2 separate regions of the Homo sapiens genome follow, and region 2 is linked to region 1. A link is a loop called in an ENCODE intact Hi-C map of the cell type or tissue named here. Cell type or tissue: chondrocyte. All regions are shown on one strand. Links, peaks and the distances in the headings refer to the core of each region. The heading gives the core; the rest is flanking DNA.

Region 1 (10,995 bases), core at 3,725-8,724:
AGTAATGAGGCTTGACAGCGCTGCCACCACCAGAAGCGGAAGCAGTCAGGTCAGAAGGAAGGCTGCTAACTTCCTCACAGAAGTGTTGATTAGGCTTTGCGCTACTAGCCTGCTCATGGAGGGAGCCTCATCAGTCCTCTTCTGAACACTGTGAATCCTTCCTTATCCTCCCTTCCCCCCTGCCCCCACACACACACACAAATTCACACTTAAGATATTACCAAATTGCAACATCTAACATTTCTCAAAGAAGCTATTTCCAATGCAGGTGTGCCCCCACATTATGAGAAAAGTACATTCAAGAAGTGTCATATATAAATCCAGTCAGTGGAGAATGATATCATTTGGTAAATTCCCATTTGTTTTGTGTGTTTCCTTAAAGAGAGATGTACACACATCTATAATTCCAGCTTCAACTTAACGACTTTCAGACAAAACACAGGGGAAAATATTAATTACAGGAAAGTGTCTTTTAATCTCTAGTACCAGTAGGGTAGTCAGACACCAGTCATAGGCATACAGAAAAATATGCTTCCTGTCATCATGGTTACTTTCAGAAACACACACTGAAGATTAGCACCAAAACAGGAACTCAGAGACAACCAGGCTCAAAAACAAACAAAATGCAGAAATTATGTAATTGCCTAAAAGCCATGAAGTCACTTAGCTAAATATTTTAAGGAATAGCATTACCTAAAATAATAATCATCCTCACTTGACTAATAACATTTCATTTTCAGGGCATAAACAAACCCCAGTTTCAAATGATTAGTAGTCCAAGTCAGATGCCTTGAAATCCATCCCAGCCCTCATTTCCACTCATACTGTTTCCACCCATTCCTTCACCCTACCCATTCCCAGAGCTTCCATCTTAGATTTTGATGATGCTAGCTGGAGGTATAGATTCAGATTACCACATAATTATTATTGTACTATATTATCTTCTAGGTGATATTTTTATATTTGCTTTTATTTTAATAAAGAGAAATTAAAGCATTTATATATAGTCTCTAATATTTATAATTATCTAGATATATAAATAAATATACATTAACTGGCTTCAGTGTTTACTCCCAACCTTTTTTATACTCTAGCTTTCCTATTTTAATCCTTCACTCTAGCATCTATCATCCTTGGTCACCTGGAATTTATCTTCAAGCATTTTTTCAACAGAGATTCATGTTAAATCTTGCCCAGGAAAATTGCCTATCATATAATTTTTTTGAAACGTGGTCTACAGAGAATATATTTCTGTCACTTTCACACATAAAAGACAACCTGGCTGGGTATAAAATTCTTGAATCACAGCCTTTTATAAACAAAACTCTACAGATATTGCTTTTATATAACTATCACAGAGTGGTGTGATTATAGGAGGTTTTATCTTTCTTTTTGTTGGCATTTTGGCATTATTTTATTTGTTCCACACTGAACGCAGGTTGTTGTAATTTTTTAAATTAATAAAAACAAATAAAATCAAAAGATTTGTGCTGAGTAACTTACATTCCCACATTCTGCTGGATGTTGAGAGGCACGCCAATAATCACTGTTGTCAAGGAGGCACTAACTCAACTGTAAGTCACATATTAATGATATAAATGAATGATGTGGCTACAGAAGTAATTTTACAATTTATAAAAATACAATATGGACACAATTTAATATTCTCTAGGGGAAAAAAACAGTAGTGCATTTGGAATACCTAATAAAATAAAAACATCAGAGTCCTCAAACTGAACCATGATCTTCCACAAGGCAAGATTCTGAAATCTGAAGTCCACAGGGTCTCACAACAGTTAAGCTGTAGTTCTGGCCTCCTTCAGGCTGCACAAACATATTACCTCTTTATTCAGAAATATTAGAACCCTCACTACCACCGGAAGAAAAAAGATACGTCAAAACTGAATACACTTTGAAGGAGGTCAGATAGAGGACTACAGCAGTTATTAGAAACATACTGTGTTCAGACAGCCTGGGTTTTAGTCTGGCTGTACCATGTTACTACAATCTGTTTATACTCACAACACTTCTGACGCCAAGTGTGTGGGTTTTTCCACACCAACAACTAATTTTCAACTCCCCAGACACCAACTACAATTTAATTCAATCCTACAATTTAATTCCATTTTCTAATGCTATCTATGTGGAGTTAGCATCAGATCCCACAAGGCCTCAGTCCCATAAGACAGCCCCCATATCAGATGCTAATCACAAGTCCCAAGCTTCCCATACTTCTGACCAACCAGCTATAAGCTGGGGGTTTTTTTGAACCCTTCTCAGGTTTGATAAATTGAAAGAACAGCTCATAGGATTCAGGAAAGCAGTTTAGTGACTAATACTGGTTTTTTACAAAAGGATACAACTCAGGAGGAGCCAAATGGAAGAGATGCAGAGAGCAAGGTATATGGGAAGGGACACAAAGCTTCCATGTCTTCCCATGTCATCTCCTGAACTCTAGCCTTCTACCACCTCAATGTGTTCACCAATCCAGAAGCTCACCAAACCCTGTTGTTAAGGATTTTTATGTTGTTTAGGTTTCCTGTGTTCCATGACACAGGCATGGTTGATTAAATCATTGGCCATTGGTGATTGAATTCAATCTCCATCCCTCTCCCTCTCCAGAAGTCAGGGTGAGGGACTGAAAATTCCAATTCTCTAATCAAGTGATTGGTTCCTCTAGCAACCAGCCCCCATTCCGAGATTATCTTGAGGCTCACCAAGAGTTACCTTATTAGCATTATTAGCATTATATAACTCAGGTATGTTTGAAAATGGCTTATCATGAATAACAAAAGATGCTCCTTTCACCCCTATCACTCAGGAAAGCACAAGAGTTTCAGGAGCTCTCTTTCAGGAACTAGAGACAAAGACTAAAAATATATTTCTCATTGTATTACAATATCACACAATGTGCTATTTGTAAGTGACCCTGAGCAAATTGCTTCCTATGTGCCTTCATCTTCTCATCTGCAAAATCCAGATAAAAGTAATCTCTCCTTGTGGGACTGTTGTAAGAATTAAATGAGTTAAAATAAAGCACAGTACCTGGCATCTAGAAAGTGTGAGTCAAGTATTTACAATGAGCAAAATGAGTCACACAATATACAAGTTGCATGTGGACCTTCATTATTTGACATGTTCTCCAGGAACGCCTATGATCAGCAAGGTGGGAGGGCAGGTGTTCTTCTTCCCATCCCAAGCCAGTGAAGCAAGCTGAGGGAAGGTGATGGGGGCTAGTTCAAGTCATGGGATGGATTGGTGTCACAGCCAGAGCCAGATTTTCCACGCTACTGTGCTGTTTCCTGCATCACCTTTCAAACTGCCCTGCCATCAAGTCTGGTCATTCAGCGATGGTGCCGCTGAGGACCTTGTTGCCCAAATCCCAGGTGAACATGCCCATAATTTTCAAGGTAAGTAGAGAAACAGTCCTTAAAATATTCCCCTACAAAATGAGAAAACCCTACTGCAGTTTTGTTGGTTTTGTAAATGATTGTTTGTTTGTCAGAGTACAGGGGATATTTAGTTTGTTCATCTATCTAGGAATTGTAGATTTCTCAACTTACTTTCAAGAGGAAGTTGGTCCAAAGCCATGACTCAAAGTCCCACGTGAAGATTCAACATTGCTATTTAAAGCAACTACAGTGAAGTCAAGAAGGAGTTGTTCATTTCACCTAGCACATTTTAAGAGTTGGAGTCTCTCAGCCTCGTGGTCTCCCAATTAATTTGTTGGCACAGTTAATCTAAATGAAAGGGAGGATTTTATTCTCACATCCATTAACCTGTAGTAGGAAAATCCATGAGGCTCAACACCTTGGAACATCCCCTCCACCCCCACAGTAGTAGCAAAGAACCTCTAAAGGGGAGAACAGTAAGAATATGAGCTCTGGAGGCTCCTCCACCTTCCATCCAGCCAAGCCTGCACACATGACTTAACCTCTCTGAGCAAAGTGTTTTCTGCATAATAGAGTTGTAATAGTACCTACTTCATAAGGTTGTTACGAGGATTAAATGGGAAAATATACCTAAGGCACTTAGCACTGTGCCTTGCATATTTATCATGGGCTCCATTATCACTCCATGCTCAAGGATGGAATCGCTATAAATCCTGCCATACCAAGCGATGGACAAAGACACTGTGCCAACCGTACTGGCTTCCGTCTGTTTACCTGAAGAACTTTCTGTTTCATAATATATAATGGGTTATTTATGTATAACCTGTGTTCCCAGGACAAGCTCTTGTTTCATGGTTTTTGTAGAGCCCCTAACAGTTTGTCATGGAAGTCCTGAATCTCACCCCTATGATGAAGCACTTTCTTGTAAGTCTGGTTTCAGTTGACTTTTGACCTTTATTAGTCAAAGTTATGGAGCCCAAATTTGTTTGCTTCCATGTCTCCCTAGGGATTCATTGAAGAAACAGCTGGGGTGGTGGCTTACTGACTTTTAGGTTAAATTCAGATAGCACATGATTAGAAATCTCCATTTTGCCCCAGAGAGGTCAGGACCCCTCAGAATCCCAAAAGCAAGAGAGATACCAGATCACCCCTAGGACCAAAGGGGCACCCTCTAGCCTGGGGTGTAAGAAGCTCCCAAGAGCACCAAGAAAGGACACATCTTGGTTGGCACACCTGGCACTGGCTGGTTCTAATCTTCAGAGGAAGGGACAGCAGAGGAGATAGGCAAGCTTGTGTGCTGGGTCCAATCTGGCCATGAGCCTCGAATTGTCAGGATCTGGATGCATCTCAGAAACTCTGGAAATCCACCTCAGATGCAGGACAGTAAAAATGGCAGTGAGGGGTCCTTATCTACTCCTGCTTTTAGGGAGAAGCTGAAGCTTCCAGTGGGATCTGTTTGTTCTCCCATCTGACAACTCCTCCTACTCTCCTTCCAAAGTTGGGTTTATTCTCAGCAAAGGATTGATGACTGCAATGAAATTGAGCAAATGTTGGCATTAGATAATACCTGGAAAAGGGTGTTACCTGAGAGGTAGTTCACAGCTAGCCAAAAAATCAAGTTACAAGGCTTACACTTCAACTCCTGCTTCCCTATGACCTTGGCAAATTGGAGGAGAATCCTCTAGTCATCTCATTCTTCTCCCTTTCCTGTGTCTCTTCCCAACTGCTCCCTTGACTTTTACCCCCAGCTCCCTGTATATCCTTTCTTCTCTCCCTTTCTAAGTAAATCTTAAAAGCCTGAAAAAGTAAAGAGGGCCAAAAATGTGGATACAATGCTAATCACACAGTCACAGACATGTCATAATAATACTGCAAAATACTACTTTATATATGGTCTTCTTTGATGTGAGAAGTGTGCATGGTAAAGGGTCTAATTCAAAGACCTAGAACAAGCATAACATTGCAAAGTTCATACAGTTGCTTACAAGAACTAGACTGAAAAGGCCTTAGTCATTTGTTCTTCTGTTTGACTTTTGTCAGAAGAGCTTACAACCTGGAAACAGTCACAGGGTGAAATATCATCACATCAGGCTGATGGGAGCCTCTCTCTCTCTCTCTCTCTTTCTCTGTCCTTCCCCCTCTCCCCGCACCTCTTTCTATTGTCAGTGAGATAAAGGGAGATACCATTGTCTCCCATTCAGGAGCCTGTTATGATCAATGGACCCATCATAAGCAGGAAATCTTCTTTTCCACAAACTTCATACTATCATATCACAGAACAAAGATGGGAGGCTCTATCCTTTCATTTTATTTGCTGGGACAAGGATTCTGCCCAATTCTTACCTGCTGTCTGATTTCTCACCAAAGGAGCATTTGCAAGAGGAAAGATTTATATTCTGTGAAATATTTCACTTGTCATCAGGCAGGGGCTCCAGGCTCCCTGGCTGTGCCGGTCAGTTCCAGGAAGGTTCCCTGAGCCTCCCTCATAGGCAAGGCCACACTGCTCCCAAGTGGCTTCTGTGGAGAAGTAGGAAGCCAGACTTGGCTGGAGCTGGAAAGCTCTCCAGACCCAGGGTCCTGTCTCGCTGCAGCCTCACTGCTAAAGAGCCCACCTGCAGACCTCGCCCCAGAGGCCCTTCCTAGCACCCACCACACTGGGGGAGCTCAACCGCTCACACCTCCAAGAAGACTTTTTGTTGTAACAAAGAAGGCAGCCCTTTTAAATAATTCTAAAAAGCTACAGGGCTAGTCTAACCAAAGAAAATTCAGAATTCAACTTGGACATCATCATAGTGACAGTCTGTTAAGACAGAAGTATAGGGAGCCCTCTTCACTCCCACCCTCTTTTTAAAAAGGCAAAAAGAAAAGACAAAAATAACTGGAGGCTAAAAACAACTATTAGTACCTATTGCATAGGCTTGTTTGTAGCTCAAGGCAGCTCCCAATTCTTGATGAATCTACTTACAGTCATTTATAAAGGTAAAGCAGTCTTAATAAGCAAAATCTCCTTCAAGCTCATCATTTTCTCAACAATTAAAAACACAACCTATCTTCATAATTGGTGTCCCTGTAACATTGTTATTTCACCCTGAGGAGGAGGGACTATTGTTTCTAGCATTATGATCAGTTGTGCTCAAGGTTTAGAGCAATCCCACCTTATTAACTCTCATTTAACAGAAAGCAGGGGCAGGTTGGTACACCTCCTTAGTAAGACAGCAACATTAAGAACTCCCCCAAAAAACTCTTCAGAGATACTACCCAGCCCTTCCATTTCAGAATCACCTGGGGAAATCTTAACACACCCAAAACCCAGTCAGCACCCCCAGACCAATTAAATCAGAACCTCTATGGTGGTCCCAGGCACAGGTGTTCTGAAGTTCTTCGGGACATTGCAATATGCAGACAAGTTTGAGAACTGCTCTCTGAGACAGGAGTTTTTAATTCTAGCCACACATAAGAATCAGCTGGGAAGTCACTAAACGCTACCCATCCCCACGCCCCCACCCCACCCCCAAGCCAACTCAATCAGAGTCTCTGGAGATGGTACCCAAGCGATTTGTTAAGCTCCCAAGAGATTATGGTGCACGGAATGTTGAGAATAAAATTATATTATTTGATTAAATGGCTTCATTTTATTAAAAAAAATGTGTGCACAGGAAAAAAAAACAGAGAGAAGAAGTTAAAAAAAATACATTTTAGCCATGCATGATCCCAAATCCTACCTTCCAGAAATAACCAGTTAATTACTTTCCTGGGGTTAAGATGAGAGGTATTCAGGGAACATATAAATGAAGAAAGGTGGACTCACAGGTCTTTAATTCAAAATCTCCATCACCTTCCTAAACTCTGTCCAAGCAGCTGGGGGCTTGGACACACAGACACACAGACACACACACACACACACACACACACACACACACTGCACTAGAGAAGGCCTGGGGAGACGTTCTTTTCATCGCCAAGAAGCCCCTTTATAATTTCATTTTGTGGGTCCTTAAATTAGAAACATTTTGCTCGCCAAACTAGATTTATGAAGTAACACTTACCTCATTTGCCCATTTTTTAAATTAACCAAAGATTTATATAACTTCCAATCAGAGGTGCTGATCAGCACAAAACAAACCAGGCCTAGCAACAAGTTGCAACAATGCCATCCTAGAGCAAAGAAAAGTGATGCTTATTAGGCTATGCAATTTAGCTTAAGTAGACTTGGCTTCTGTTTTTTAGTCAAGAAATTTGAAATACTAAAATACAGAAAACAAATAACTACTGTTGAGAGCCTAGGGATATTTGAGGAGGGAAAGGAAACAAGAAGAATAACTAATGTCCCTAGGGCAGTAGGTTAAAAGGGAGAGAGTTGGAGAATAAGGGCAGGGTTCCACTATAATGTTACAATTGTTAGAAATTTTATTCTGCTGATAATTACACATGAATCCTTGAGCAAATCAAGCTATCATCTCCGGACCACATTTTCCCACTTGTAAAATGAGAGTGGCTAAGCTAAGGCAGTGCTTCTCAACCTCAGTGCTATTGACATTTGCGGTAGAATGCTTCCTTGTTGTAGGGGTTATCCTATATGTTGTAGGATATTTAGCGGCATCCATGGCCCCTACCCACTAGATGCCAGTAGCACACCCCTGGCTGGTGCAATCAAAAATGTCTCCAGACTCTGCCAAATGTCCTTGAAGGGGCAAAATCACCCCTAGTTGAGAACCACTACTCAAGGGTTATTCTGAAGTTCTATTTGTGAAAATTCACAAATTATGCAGAAGAGGTTGGAGGGATGAGTTTGACGTATCAGACAAGACAACAATGTATATAAAAAAATCCAAAGATGAGAGCGTGTGAAATCACCCTGTAAAGCAGAAGTTCTCAATCTTGGCTGAGTTTTAGAATCACCTGAGGAGACTTTCAAAGTCCCATTCTCAAAGTGAACCCCCTGACCAATTGAATCAGAACCTTAGGGTTTGAGCAGAGTTCTCCAGGTGATTCCAGTATGCGCAGTTTGTGGGCCACTGCAGGAGAGCTTAGTGTGAGAGAGAAGTAACAATAAGTCTGTTTATCTCTTATGATTCTGATAATACTTTAGCATTTCAATCAATAAGAAAACCAAAAGCCCAGACTGTGCTAGGATTTTGCAAAGCATTGGGAAACACACCATGTTAAATCAGGCAAATCTCAAGCTTTAGGTTGAAGTGAAACCTAGATGCACTTCCCGGAGAATTATATGAGCATATGGACACCTAAACAAAATCGAAACGCTAAGTGTCTCCAGAGGAGGCACCACCGTTCCAAGAATCGTCTGTTCTCTGCAGTTATTGACCTGAGACCATGCCAGCCATGGTCTCCTAACCATGACTGTTAATTGCATTAATGCTTTCCAGCAAGAGATCATCTTGTTGGAGAGGATTATCAAGTAAATGACAGTTTATCAAGTAAATGACAATCACATCAAAAGAAAATGTGTGCACTCCTGGGAAGAGGAAGATGCACTTTCCTGGACTCATTTCTGAGTAAAATCAGTCTATGTGCTGAGGCGTGGAAGAGGCTTATACATCTAATCAATGAAGCAAAGCCACTACCAACCGGACTTAACACAAAAATGGCATAAGCAGTTCAAAGGGGACAGTGTAAAGTAACTACAGAATCCTGGACTGTTTCCTAGGGATTCTGTGCTGATTAACTTGGGACTCTGTAAAGTGCTCACAGTTACCTAAGAAGAAAGTTGTGCAATGAAAGGATACACTCTTATTTACTATAATTTTTTATTCCTATTACAAACTAATAGCAGTGTCAGCCAAAGTTTATTGAGCACTTACTCTGTGTCAGGTCCTGCGCTAAGCATTTGATATAAATTATTTCATTTAATCCTCACAACAGCCTGATTAGATTGTTGTTATTATCCTGATTTTACAGCTGAGGAAACTGAGGCTTAGAGAGGTTAAGTGACTTACCCAAGGCCATGCTTCCAGCAAGCACAGGAATGGGAAATAAAATGCGTGACAGCAGAGCCTAAATTCTTGAACATTATGTAAGATAGCCTCATGGGTCTTCTATTCATTTGTCAGATTGTGAAATGAATAAATTTGCATAACATTCTTTCAATCAAGAATTTTAAAATGCTTTTATTCTCACTCATATGTGGGAATTGAACAATGAGAACACTTGGACACAAGAAGGGGAACATCACACACTGGGGCCTGTCGTGAGGTGGGGGGCGGGCGGAGGGATAGCATTAGGAGATACACCTAATGTAAATGACGAGTTAATGGGTGCAGCACACCAACATGGCACATGTACACATATGTAACAAACCTGCACTTTGCGTACATGTACCCTAGAACTTAAAGTATAATAATAATAAATAAATAAATTTTTTTTAAAAAAGAACTTTAAAATGCTTTTTAAAGTATATCATATACAGGCTTATGCCTAGCTGTGATTCAAATGAAGAAATTCCATGCCAGTGTTCTCAAAGTGTGTCTTCTGCCCTGCTAAATCAGAAACACTTGAGGGAAGCTTTTCTAAATGCAGGTTCCTGGGTCCCATCTCCTACCTACCATGTCAGAATTTGGGGTGTGAAGAAGCAGCCAGGGGGCTCATCTGAATTGTGAATAAGTTCCCTGGGTGATTTTTTTCCCCACCAAGGCTTGAGAACTACTTCCTTAGAATTGGCACACTTTTGTATCCACAAAGCACAGCCTTATGCCTGCAAAATTTGACAAGAGAAAATTTGCCACCCCAAATTACAACACAGAGAAACTACAAAGATCGACTTTAAGAGCCAGAAGTTTCCCAGGAAGATCCCTAAAAGATCCCTGGATATATAACATATTCAATTTTAGACATAAACTCACTTACCAGAATATGTCATACTTTGCCTTGAGAATTTGCCTTCCTTCAGAGACGGGAAATCTGCTTTATTAATATCACTTAAGCTGTTACTCAAAGCCCTCAACACACATGCTCCTGCACACACACATCCCTACAAGAATTTGAGTAAACACTGTGTAACCAGAAAATGAAATTGCTCTCAAATAACCATTATGACTTTTCTTATATGCTCACATTACAATAACATTTGGAGTGAGAGCTATCAGTGGAGACAGAAATTATAGACTACACATTCCTTGGCTAGATCTGAGCCTTTAAGGGCTGGGATGATATCTTTTTTCCTCTCTGCATCTCTAGTTTTGAACCTATTGTAGGTAATAAATCCAGTTTTGTGTTAAGAAAGAAGAAAATAGGAAAGGAAACTTTGAAGGAATTAGTGAGCAAATCATTTGCCCAAGGAGAAGGTGCTTCCCAGGTCATCTCTTCCCCACACAGCCCTTGAACAGGATTGCTTTCCAAATATAAGAGAACAGAAAAGGCTTTTCTTTAACTGCCTGACTTCTCTCAGTAGCACTTCTTTAAATCTTGAAACCATGCCTATTTGCATCAAAAAATAATCACCTTAACATTTTCAGTACACACATACAACCCAAAGTGAACCTTCAAATGAAAACCAGAATAAAACACACTGAGGAAGAAAAAGAAAGAAATAAAAGACAGATTGTGGTTTAAAAAAAAAAAAAAACAATAACAGCATACAACACACCAG
Region 2 (10,995 bases), core at 2,886-7,885, 700 kb before region 1:
AGGGCAGCAATTAATCATCTATTAAAAGGAAACAAATGAAGGGACAGGTCTAGGTATCTTAGTAAACTACTGTCAATATTTATGCCCATTTTTTGACAGCCCCTATTCCTAACTTATTTCAGATACTTGCTTTTTTAAGGCAATAGCACTTTTATTTTGCAAAAACTTGGCCTGGTGAAAACTTCTGGCACTTGGCCCTAGCTCTTGCGATTCAGGCCTTCCGTTCTCTTCTCATCCTTCTTATCTCAGAGCATCTTTCCAGAGATAGAGAACGGTGACAAAAGGAGGCAGACTGGGCCCTTGGTCTCTATTGTTTACACCCTCCTGTATGGAGGCATTTCAAGCCCTCAGTGCTCCTCTGAGCTGCTGGTAAAGTCGTCTCGGAGAACTCCCCTGACTTTATGTTCTATAAGGAATTGTGCTTCTGGAAAGATCTATATCCTAAATTAGGCTTTTGTCCCAAAAGGTCACACTGATGAGTCAGCTCCAAAACCCTTAGAAACTAAAGAGGCACCTCTTAAGGTAAAACGTGTGTGTATTTGCCAGCCCAGAATAAACAAAAGCCTGTTAATCAATCGAGTTTGGCAGCTGTGTTCACAAAATGATAAGGGTTTATCATTTGCCACCAAACTTTAAGATGTCCCTTAAAATGCTGTGATTGGTTTTTAGGTTGTCCTGTGGTGTGGAGGCTTGGCGTTTGTATTTCAAAAACATTCATCCTCTGCATCTCTCCCCCTCACTAGCATTGACATTTCAAAAAAACAGAAATAAGAGGAGGGAGGGAAAGATAGTTTAAAGAAAATAGATTCGAAATCTAGTACAGATAATAGAGGAATGCTGGAGATAAGAGCCTGGAGGTGATATGAGAAAGGCACCAAGAAGTCAAAGCTAATGAATGGCTGTGAGAAAAGTGAAATAAACTATTGAGAGATCTATTAAAGGGGGAAACCTGGTTAGGTGATATCAAAGGGGGTTAACTGAGAGGATTAGGGAGGATGTTAATCAAGTGCTCTAAAGCATTACAGGCTATAAGGACTGAAAGATTTGTTTACTGCATTTTGCTTCAGAAAACAAAGAATGTCTGGGTCCAGTTCAGAAGTCAATTAGAGGTCAGCTTAGGCTCTCCAAGGGTTGCAGGGAAAATACCTAAGTTACTATATTCTGACTGGATGATGCAAAAATTAGGGAAAAAAAATGGGGGGTGAGAGGGAGGTGCTTTCCTTACTATTCTATTTCAAATCATTAAAATGCTTTGGTCTCTAGGGGGGAAAAAACTACACTGGTTAACATAATTACTAGCTCTGACATTTTCAGAAGTTATAGAGGTCTTTTATTAATTAAATGGAGGGCTTAATAAAGTATTCCTAATAAAATTTATGGTTGTCTTAAAACTTTCTAAACAGTGCTATAAATTCTTAATAAAATTAACTGGGAAATGAGTTATTAGCCCACACTTTACCCTCCCCCCCAAACTGCTACATAAGGAGTGTCTGCAGAATGAAAAGGAAATAGAAGCCTTTTAGTAAAATATAAATATTAGCCAAAGTCATGCATTGCTCTGAAAGAGGCAAAGTCCCAACTGTTGTTTCTACTGGCCTCATTCTCCAATATCCCCCAAAAGCTATCCCACAAAACTTCATCAAGAGAATTTATTCCCCTTCCCAAGTACCTATTATATATGCATTTATGTGTAAGTGCATTTGAAATACAACCTTCAATTTTGTGGACTGAGTTGTATGTTAAATGTAGTAAAAAACATAGATGCATCATGCAAAGTTCCGCTATAGAATCTTCAAGTCTCACGGTGCAAATACTTTCTTTATTTTTAATTAAAAATAAAATGCCCTGTAATTTCTCTCACTTTAATTTCTATAAAGATAACTTTTAAATGATAAATTTCTAAATAACATTTTTCTCTGAAGTTATTTAAAAGTGTATTTTCTGAAGCAACATTTTGTTGACATATGCAAAACCTTTTTATATCATTACGTTTCAAAACTTTTAGTGAGTTATCTTAAGTTTTCAGGTACTTCACTGCTTCACAGATACAATGCTGGCTGGTTAGCTATTTTAAAGAAGATCACACACATACACTTCAAACCACAGCAGCCTTGGTGAATTGTTTAGCATTTGAAGGCTTGATCTTTTGTGCCGTCTACTGGACAATAGAAAAACTGCAGCCTTGATGACAAACTTTAATCTTGTTTTACGGGGGTGGGAGGTGGTGGTTGGGGGTATGATTTGGTGCTGGTAACTAACAAGAGAAAACCACAGTACCCAACTTAGACTCATAGGACAGGTCTTGGGGTCTAACCATGTTTTTCAAATCCAAAGATAGGATATGATATCAATCATAGGTGTATAGCTCAAACACTTGATTAAGGCACAAGGCTAAAACCTACATTGAATACAGCTGTGCATGTGTGTGTACCCATATGCCTAAACTTGGGAAGACAGCCTGGGAAAAGAAAGGAAGATAGGACAGATTCAACAACTCTGAAAACAAAAACAAAAACAAAAAACAAAAAACAGTAGTGGTTGCTTGACACTGAGGATGAATTTGCTTGACAGTCAAGTTAAATCTATCTACTGCCTCGATAATCTAGCATGTACAAATCAGTTCTTGGAATTTGGAAAGTGACATTGGTAATCAAGAAAAAAAACCCTTTAGGAGAGGGGAAATGACACTGGTAATTATAAAAGTTTTAGTGCAGTTCCCTTTTGGCAATTTGGGATGAAAATGTAAAACTTCAGTGTTTTCACTTGGAGAGCACAAGTGTTAGAAAGTGTGGGTGAAATTCACAGTCAGACAACTTCATATGGCAGAGACCATTTGATGTTCTCTTAAACATTAAGAAACATTGTGCACATTTTGGTTGTGATTTAAAAAAGAAAACATTTATAGATCTCTAGCATTGTGGAAGCTTTGTAAAAAAAAAAAAAAAAAAGCATGAAGCTAACTTTGACCTCTGTTCGACAGTGACAGTTTCTGAAGTAATCACTGTTACCATAGAGAAGTGATTTTGTGATTTAAGAAACAAATAAGCCCAATGCCCCCCAAATATATATCTGTATATGTATCTATGTGTGTATAGACACACACACACACACATACACATACATGGAGAAGTCAAGCTGATTTTGTCCAAGAGACATAGACTTTGGTGCAAGCACTTTTAAAATTGTTCATGTGCTTTTCTGAAGTTAAAACTCCTTATCGCATTTTAATAAAACTTGCCAGCACTTGACTAGGTATTAGGGCGTCTTTTAATAAAAACCTAATAGTGAAAAGGAGACAGCTTTAGGACATTTTATTGTGCATAAATATATTTCAATGATCTACTTCAATATACATTTCGATGTGGCACTATGTCAGAATGACTTTAAAATATTGGATTAAATATAGATACATCAAGAGAATCTGAACTGACATTGGCTACTTAAAGCAGCGAGATTGCTTGCACTGCTGTATTAGAGCCTCAGTTGTTCTATATAAATGGAGGTGTTGGTGGTGGGTGTCTTTTAAACTTTAGTATAAACCACTGAACTGTGAAAGGTTATTATTTTATGAGATGCTGTTTGGAGTCATTTTTTGAGATGCTGTTTGGTCTAGATCAGAAAACCAACCAAAAAGAAAAAAAAATCCTCATAACAATAGCTTGAAAATGTAGAAAATTCTTCCAGGAACTAATCACAAGTGCATACACGTTTGATATATTCTAAACTAATAGTTGAAGTACTGAGTGCTGGAAGAGGTCTGGCGAACGTGCTCTAGTCACTAATAGCAAACATTTACCTTTGAAGCAACAGGATGAGTCACACTGGCCATGCTTAGCATCCATGTTCGACTGGATAAAGGGGCATATTTTGTGAAAACCTTCAGGCAAAAATCTTACTGATTATTCAAAAATAAATATTTTAACATTTCATTGAGCTATCTAATGAATAAGGAAAACATCGAAGGCTTCCTGCGGCGCAGAAAGAATTCTAGCAGCGTCAAAAACATAAAGGAGCAAAGAACAAGAGGAAGCTGAAGGACGCCTGCTGAGTAGTTATTCACTTGTGAATATCTGAAAACGTGCTTTTCTGTGCCCTTATTTAAAAATGAAAAACAAATATCATCTTTCTTTGTCCTTTTAAAAAAATTAACGTCAGAATATGGCTATGCTAGCTAAACATCATTTTTTTTTTTCCAGGCGATTTATGCGAGAAAGGGCCAATTTGAACACTGGTAACTAGTGGGAGAAATAAACTTATAAGCCACAAACACATCGGTTCGCAACCGAGCCCACAGCCCCGCGAGGCGCCCCTTCTTCCCAGCTCCCGGAGGATAACTTCATTGACTGGCAGGTCGGCGGCCACTTCTGGGAGGGCCACTGTTTACCGAATGAGAACCTCTCATGGCACAGTCCTTACAGCAGGGCTGCCCTGTCGCCCTTGCGCGTCCGGGTGCCGGGTCCCGGCGGTGTTCTGCAGCGCGATCCGGTCCCCGTGCCCTGAGCCACCCAGAGCCCTGGGCCTGCCTGCACCCTGGGGCGCGCTGACTCCCTGGGTCGGGTGGGGGTCCCGGCAGGATGCACTTCCAGCTGCGGGGTCCGCGGAGTTTGCTCGCACCTGGTTTGGCGCAGGGACGTAGGTTTGGGGGACTGTGTCCCCTGGGAAGAGCAAAAGGTGAAAAGGTCCCCTCTCCCACCAGTGTGCCCCATCCCCGCCAGTTTTGACTGCGATCCTATTTTTCTCTTTGGGGGTCGCCTCAGCCTGTGCCGGAGGGAGTTGGGAGTTGGTCAGGCTTGGGCAGCGGTGGGTGGCAGCCCGGGAGCCGGAGCAGGAGCGCGAGGACCCGCGGACTGGGGCGCAGCGACGATGGCGCACCGGCTTCTGTCTTCTGCTGCTTTGGGGCTGAGCATCCGAGGGCGCCTTTCTCCCCAGCTGGACTCGGGGACGCCGGATCACCCCGCCACCTGCCTCTTGGCCTAATTCTGGAAGCTTCTCGCCTCCGTTCCTGGACGGCTCTTCCTCAGGGGCAGCAATGAGCCCCGGGGTGCGCTCATCTCCTCCGAGATCAATTGCTCTACGATTCCTTTTAGGACTTGCAGGGGGGAGAGGTTGGGGACCCCGGCCCCAGAGTGGCTCCTGCGGCACGGCGGCCCACTCGGAGGGGTCGCAACAAGCGCGCATTTGTGGCCAAGGTTGTGATTTCAGGTGCGCTAATGGGATCAGACGTCCTGGGAGAAGCGTGAGGGGATTGGTGCCGTTCCTTCTCCCGGCTTCCAGCGGCCGCCGGGTGGAAGTGGGGACACAGGAGGGCCGCGCTACGGGCGCCCAGCGCGGGCGCTCACACCTCTTGAGGAGGCGTGGAACCCAGCGCCCCAGGTGGGGGTAGGGCGCGGGGGTATAGGTAGTGAGGGGTGACGCTGGGAGAGGACCGGGAGACGGAGGAAAGGAGACAGCCGGGGACACTACTGAGAGAGGGAGTAAGAGAGTGCGCTGCAGAACCGGGGACAGAGCGGCAGAACCGACCGAGAGCTGGAATTGGATTGCGTCCTGTCCCAGCACCAGGACACAGATAAACAGCCTCCCAGCACTGGTACTCGCCAGAGAAGGGGAAACCCGCGTCCCGCGCTGCTGCTTTCTGCTTCGGAGAACCTTATCTAGACTTTTGCATAATTGCGTGTTGGCTTTCCTAAATAATTCGGAAGAGCGATTTCTGCTTCCACTTGTTCACATAGGCAAACAATCCCTGTGGGGAAAATGTGTGTGTGTGTGTGTGTGTGTGCGCGCGCGCGCGCGCGCGTTCCGGTGACAATTGAGGCCAGAGGCAAACACATCCTCTTTCAAAATGTCCCTTAGGTGATCCCGTAAATGACTGTCCTGCTCTAGGCAGTGGGAGTCATCATCCACTGGGTAGGGGGCTGTGATTACTCTGCCTAGGGACCACTTTTCACAGCTCCTTCCCCACCGTAGATAAGGGTGTTAAATCAAGGCATTTAGTTCTACTTTTCCATTGCACAGATAAGCAAGCTGAGACCCAGATAGGTTAAGTGAAGTATCCAATTTCTTCTCTCCTTTTCTTTTCTGTATGCCTCAAGATGGTTTTATACACACACACACACACACACATACATACACACACACACACACCCTGAACTACGAAAAACATCACAACTACGGAAGAAACATTTTTTACTCTTCTTATTTCCTAAGAAGACCAAAAGTCAGAGCTTGTCTTCTGTCAGAAGCAGATGGGTGTGTGATGGCAGTGTGTGAGTGTGCAAGTGTGGGGGGGCTGGGCGTTGGCGCCATCCTTCCTCCTTCCCTGCTCCATCCCTGACTCCATCACCGAGCCCCTTCAGGGAAACACAAGGCAGGAGGTTGTACCGCTATGCAGAAGACCCCTCCAGGTAGGGAGCTTGAAGAAATGAAACAGCAGGGAGAACCTGTATTTGGTGGTGAAAGTGCTGGAATCTTCTAGGCCTTGCTCATCTCCAACCAGCTACTTCTCCAAAATAAAGCAAAACAAAACAAAACAAAACAAGGCAAACAACAACCACCACAGGCCTTTTGCATCAACTTCCTGTGACTAAGTGACCCTAAGCAGAGAACTGGCTCAGGTCACTTAGGGCAGGGGTAGGACATTGAAGGCCTTATTTACTCCAGGATTAAAAACAGCATCCCCTCTAACCCTGTCTCTCTTGGGCAGCCTGTCTTTTAAGGATGTGAAAAGCAGCTTCTTGGAGTCTAAACAGGCACAATACCCCACTGGGATGTTTAGGTATCAGGTTCACAAAAACAGCATTTTACTCCTGCTTCCCCGAACCCCTTTGCAACCCAGGCTACCATACTCTTTGCAAGAATATCCGGTATCTTTTCCGGGCAAAATGAATTGAGTTGGCACTTCCTGAAATATTTTTATTTTTAGCTTCAAATAATTTTGCTCCTAAAACAAATTAGTTACTTATCCTCTTCTCACCATGCCCTAATTATTTTTAGCTTTATTCTAATTTTTTTTGTTACCTTGAATTTTGTCTTGATTTGAGAGTTTGGTATAGAATACTTGTTTGCAGACTGGTAATCTGCAGTTTATTTTGTTTTTAAAAAACTCTGTGAAGTTTACTGTTGTTTTAAAACTCATGGAATATTAACAAAAAATAACCTAATAATATTCTTCGAGGCTTAAACTTTGGTTATAGTCTATGTCCTAGCCTAGCTTTTATGATAAGCCTGTTGCATTTTAAAGGTGCTTATTGATTCACATGTCTTTCAGTAAAAAATCTTTTGAGGAACCCAGACTTTTGAAAGCTATTTAATTTGCATGTATTTGGTCATTACAGGCTAAAACTGAAGAATGAGTTTGGAAATTGGTTCTATTAGAAAACACTGTTTGCACATCCAAATGTTCCCAGTCAAGATTTCCCAATAGTGGCAGTGAGAAAGAGAGGCAGAGAGAATTAGGATACTTGGGTTCAAATTTTAGCTTAGTCACTGATGGGCTGATTGAGTGAGAAGAACTTAATCACCTGCAAAATGAATTGCTTACAGTATTTTGATCTCTAAATACACTTTTGATTCTGATATTTAATGATTTTGTATTACAAAATTGGGCAGAAAACGCATAGCTTCATAACAAGCAAAAAATTTTACTGTTAACACATCATACTTATTTTAGAGTAAATTTGAAGGAGGTTGATGTTTTGGAATTTGGTTGGAGAGTTATCCAAAAGCAATGTTTCCCTGACTCAACTACAACCAATTACACACAGTGGCCAGTAGGAAAAGGATTAAGTTGTCCAGACAAAATATAATGGTAACAAAAAATAATCTTGTGCTTTTGACATCTTTCTGTTTACTTGTTTTTGTCTTGTTCTAATGCCCCCTGAATTACTATTTTCTAAAAAACAGTCTCATCTAAAATAAAACATAGTAATGTGTTTTCAAATGAGACATTTTATTGTAGTTACGATTTCTTTTGTATATTTTCCTAATGCAGACTACAATAAATACACTAAAATATTTCAAATGGTTTGCTTGTGTATATGCTCTTAAGTCGTCTTTATCCCACTTTGGGAAGCATATGCTGTGTTCTGAACAGTTTTAACTTTATATATCAGCATGACTAAGTCCTTTCAACAACTATCACGCAAAGACCACGGAGAGCAGAACTATTCAGGATATCAAGAAATGAACACTAATGAATAGGAAACAATGAACCCTAATTTTAGGAAGAAATTAGTTTTGCAATTCAGCATTGTCATTTAAAGTGGAATTGTGTCTCGTAAAACTTCTGTAACTGCCATACTTGTTGCTATCAGTAAATTCTATGAAGTCTCTATTTTACACGACAGCATTTTGAAATGTAATTGCTACAGTTTTAGATATTTCTAAGGCCTGAATTTATTATAACAGGCAATTTTTGAAAAATATACCAGATTCAATTAAAAAATGGCAATAATTTCTCATAAAAACCTTCAAAACATTGAAATCTGTGTTTTATATTCCAGGGAATAAAAACATAAAAACTTTACTTTGGACTTAAAAAAAAAATTCATTCACTCTCAATTCCCCGCTTCTTTGAGATCCTCCCGACAGGGAAATTGTCAGAAGAATTCCTTAATACCTTCAGGCACTGTAAACTCCACATATGGATCTTTAAGTCTGAAAATGACAACTTAGATTTTCGTTGAAAGATATACCTGAAAGAACTAAAGTAAACAGAAAGATGTCAAAAGCACAGGATTTTTTTTGGTACCATTAAATTTTGTCTGGATATTTGTTGGTGTTTTAGAAGTTAAAACACTTAGTCCCGTCTCCACTGGCCAGACAACAAAAGTTGTCTAACTTTTGGAGGCACTTTCCCTACTGCCTAAGCATGCTAAGGCATTGCTTAGCATGACCAGGATGCTTAAGAACTTGAAATTCACAAAGTTGAAAATAGAGAGTTATGGCTCTTTTAATAACTGTCACTTTATCCTGATTCTCAGTCAATATCCAAGCACAATGTAGAGTGTGGATGAACTTCAAATGCTCTGGAACCAGCTACTGCTTTGAAGGTCAAACTCAGTCATATTTAAAATTTCAGCAATATCACACTACTGGCAATTGTTGGCTCAATGAGACCAACTGCTCTCCTGACCTGGTAAGAACCAAGTGCCCACAGCCGCTTTCCTGACTTATGATTCTGTATCTGGTAGCTACCTTTTTTCTCCTTGAGTATTTAACGCTCTTTAATTTTGCACTTTTGCATTTCTTTGACAGTTGGCTAGCATCCTTTAAAAATTCTAGCCTAATTTAGACCAAAAAGTACTATATATTTTTGGATATTCTTAACCCGTTAGGTGCTTAGGGCTTATTTGTTCAGGAGTTCAACCAATAAGCCTTCCTCAGTGCTTTTAGCTTTTTACTCCAGGAAGGAATTAGTTTGAATTGCTCCAAAATTGTCTTCTTTTTATTTTCTCTTTCCTTTCCTATGAGTCTGTAATTTAGTTCTGCTGACACAGTTGATTAACCCCATACTGGGGAGTTGATTAAAAACACTTTCTAAAAATGTATACTCCTATTGCTGGTATTAGTCAGCATTTTTTTTGGCCTATCACTTTTTAAGTTTCAGTTTATCAAAATCTTTCCACTCCAATAATTCTAAATGGGCACACTTTAAAAGCTACATACCTAGTTCTTTTTAATATAGGCTATTCTTACGGCACTCTCTCTAATGTACCTCCTATATTAGAATCATTCCAGGGAGCAGCAAGTGGTCTTAAAGACATCTATAAAGCCATATATGAGCCAGGAGCTGATGTGAACAATAATCACAAATCTATGAGCCAAGTTTGTTCTTCTCTTTGTGCTTAGGGGACCATTCAGTTGTGCGACAGATTCCCTCTTGAAGAACACTTCCTCAAAAAAATTCTTAACCATTGTCATAGACTGAAGGAAGCTGCTCGGGGTCATTACGTACTTTGTACTCTCCAGTTAACCTAGACACCAAAGCCATTCCCACCATCCTACTTCTGTCTTCTTGGAAACTTTCAAGAAGACGTGAGCTTTAAAGACTGTTTCAGAGTTTACATGCCTCTTTCATTGTCACTGACATTTTTCGGATCGTGATTAAAAAGGCCAGTCTGTTGCAAATTTCATAAATTAGTCTTTTCTCTCTGTTCTGCTGTCAGGTTGCCCTTCTCACTAATGTCACCACATGTCACTGCTGCCCTAGCCAATCTCAATTTGACTGAAAGGGTTTGACTAACTTTTGGGTCCTGTTTCCTATAATTGGTAACTTTGCCAACTTTTTGGTTTTACACTGTTTCACTCAGAATATTATTATTCAGGCAAAGTTAATTTTCTGTTCTAAACAAGTCTTTGATACTCAGGGATATGATTGAGAATTCAATTTTTGTCTTTAACAAAACATCACAGTTTGCAAAACATCCCCCTTCCCCTCTTCAGGTCTACTATCTTAGTTTACTCCTCCAAACCCTGTAAGAACATACCATCAGCCCTATTTCACAGATGAGGGCCACACAATTGTTTAGAATCAAAGACTGTGTACCGGAACTCAGCCTCCTGAGTCCTGTTTTCAATTTGGAAAAAATCTCTCTGTAACTGTATCATTGTATTAAGTAAACATTTGGAGGGTTATGAGAAAAAAAATGAGAAAATACTTATTTTTGCTTAATTTTTTTAGTTCTTTTCTCTTTCTTTCCTTAAGATCTACTATAAGATTAAAAATATTTAAACTTCTCCAGAAACTTCCACTTATATCCCGAGAAAGTTTCACTGTTGTCATTGTCCAGGTACTTTGAACTGATTATCCATATTCAATGTGAAATGTTTGCTTCTCTGTATTTCAAGGGCATTTTTGTGGTGCAAATAATGTTCATTTTTCAAAGAGCACACTCAAAATTATACATATGACACAAAGCCATTGTATAGATTGATTATAGTTCTTTTATTCTACAAACATGTTTGTTTTGTCCTTATAGTTGATATGTCTTTTTGCAT

The links. A loop is a pair of places that touch in the nucleus more often than their neighbours do. Peaks named below come from ENCODE experiments on the same cell type or tissue, not always from the same donor. Only the 100,000 strongest peaks of a DNase experiment are listed, where the experiment ranks them.
Region 2: it touches region 1 in a loop (7-fold over the local background); 21 of 110 quality-filtered maps call a loop at or near these places.

The regions. Positions count from the first base shown.
Region 1 is chr2:65,717,131-65,728,125 of GRCh38, reverse strand. It overlaps LOC105369167 (a long non-coding RNA gene), which reads right to left and starts at 2,794. Exons shown (of 3, transcript XR_940196.2): 1 at 2,361-2,794; 2 at 1,504-1,546. In chondrocyte, for the core only: a CTCF peak has its summit at 5,903; no DNase peak of the experiment used is centred there.
Region 2 is chr2:66,420,364-66,431,358 of GRCh38, reverse strand. MEIS1-AS3 (MEIS1 antisense RNA 3) reads left to right here. Exons shown (of 4, transcript NR_046438.2): 4 at 4,197-8,017. Among named protein-coding and RNA genes, the nearest start is that of MEIS1-AS3, 7.6 kb to the left of the region's middle. In chondrocyte, for the core only: a CTCF peak has its summit at 7,734; DNase peaks (open chromatin) are centred at 4,505 and 4,808.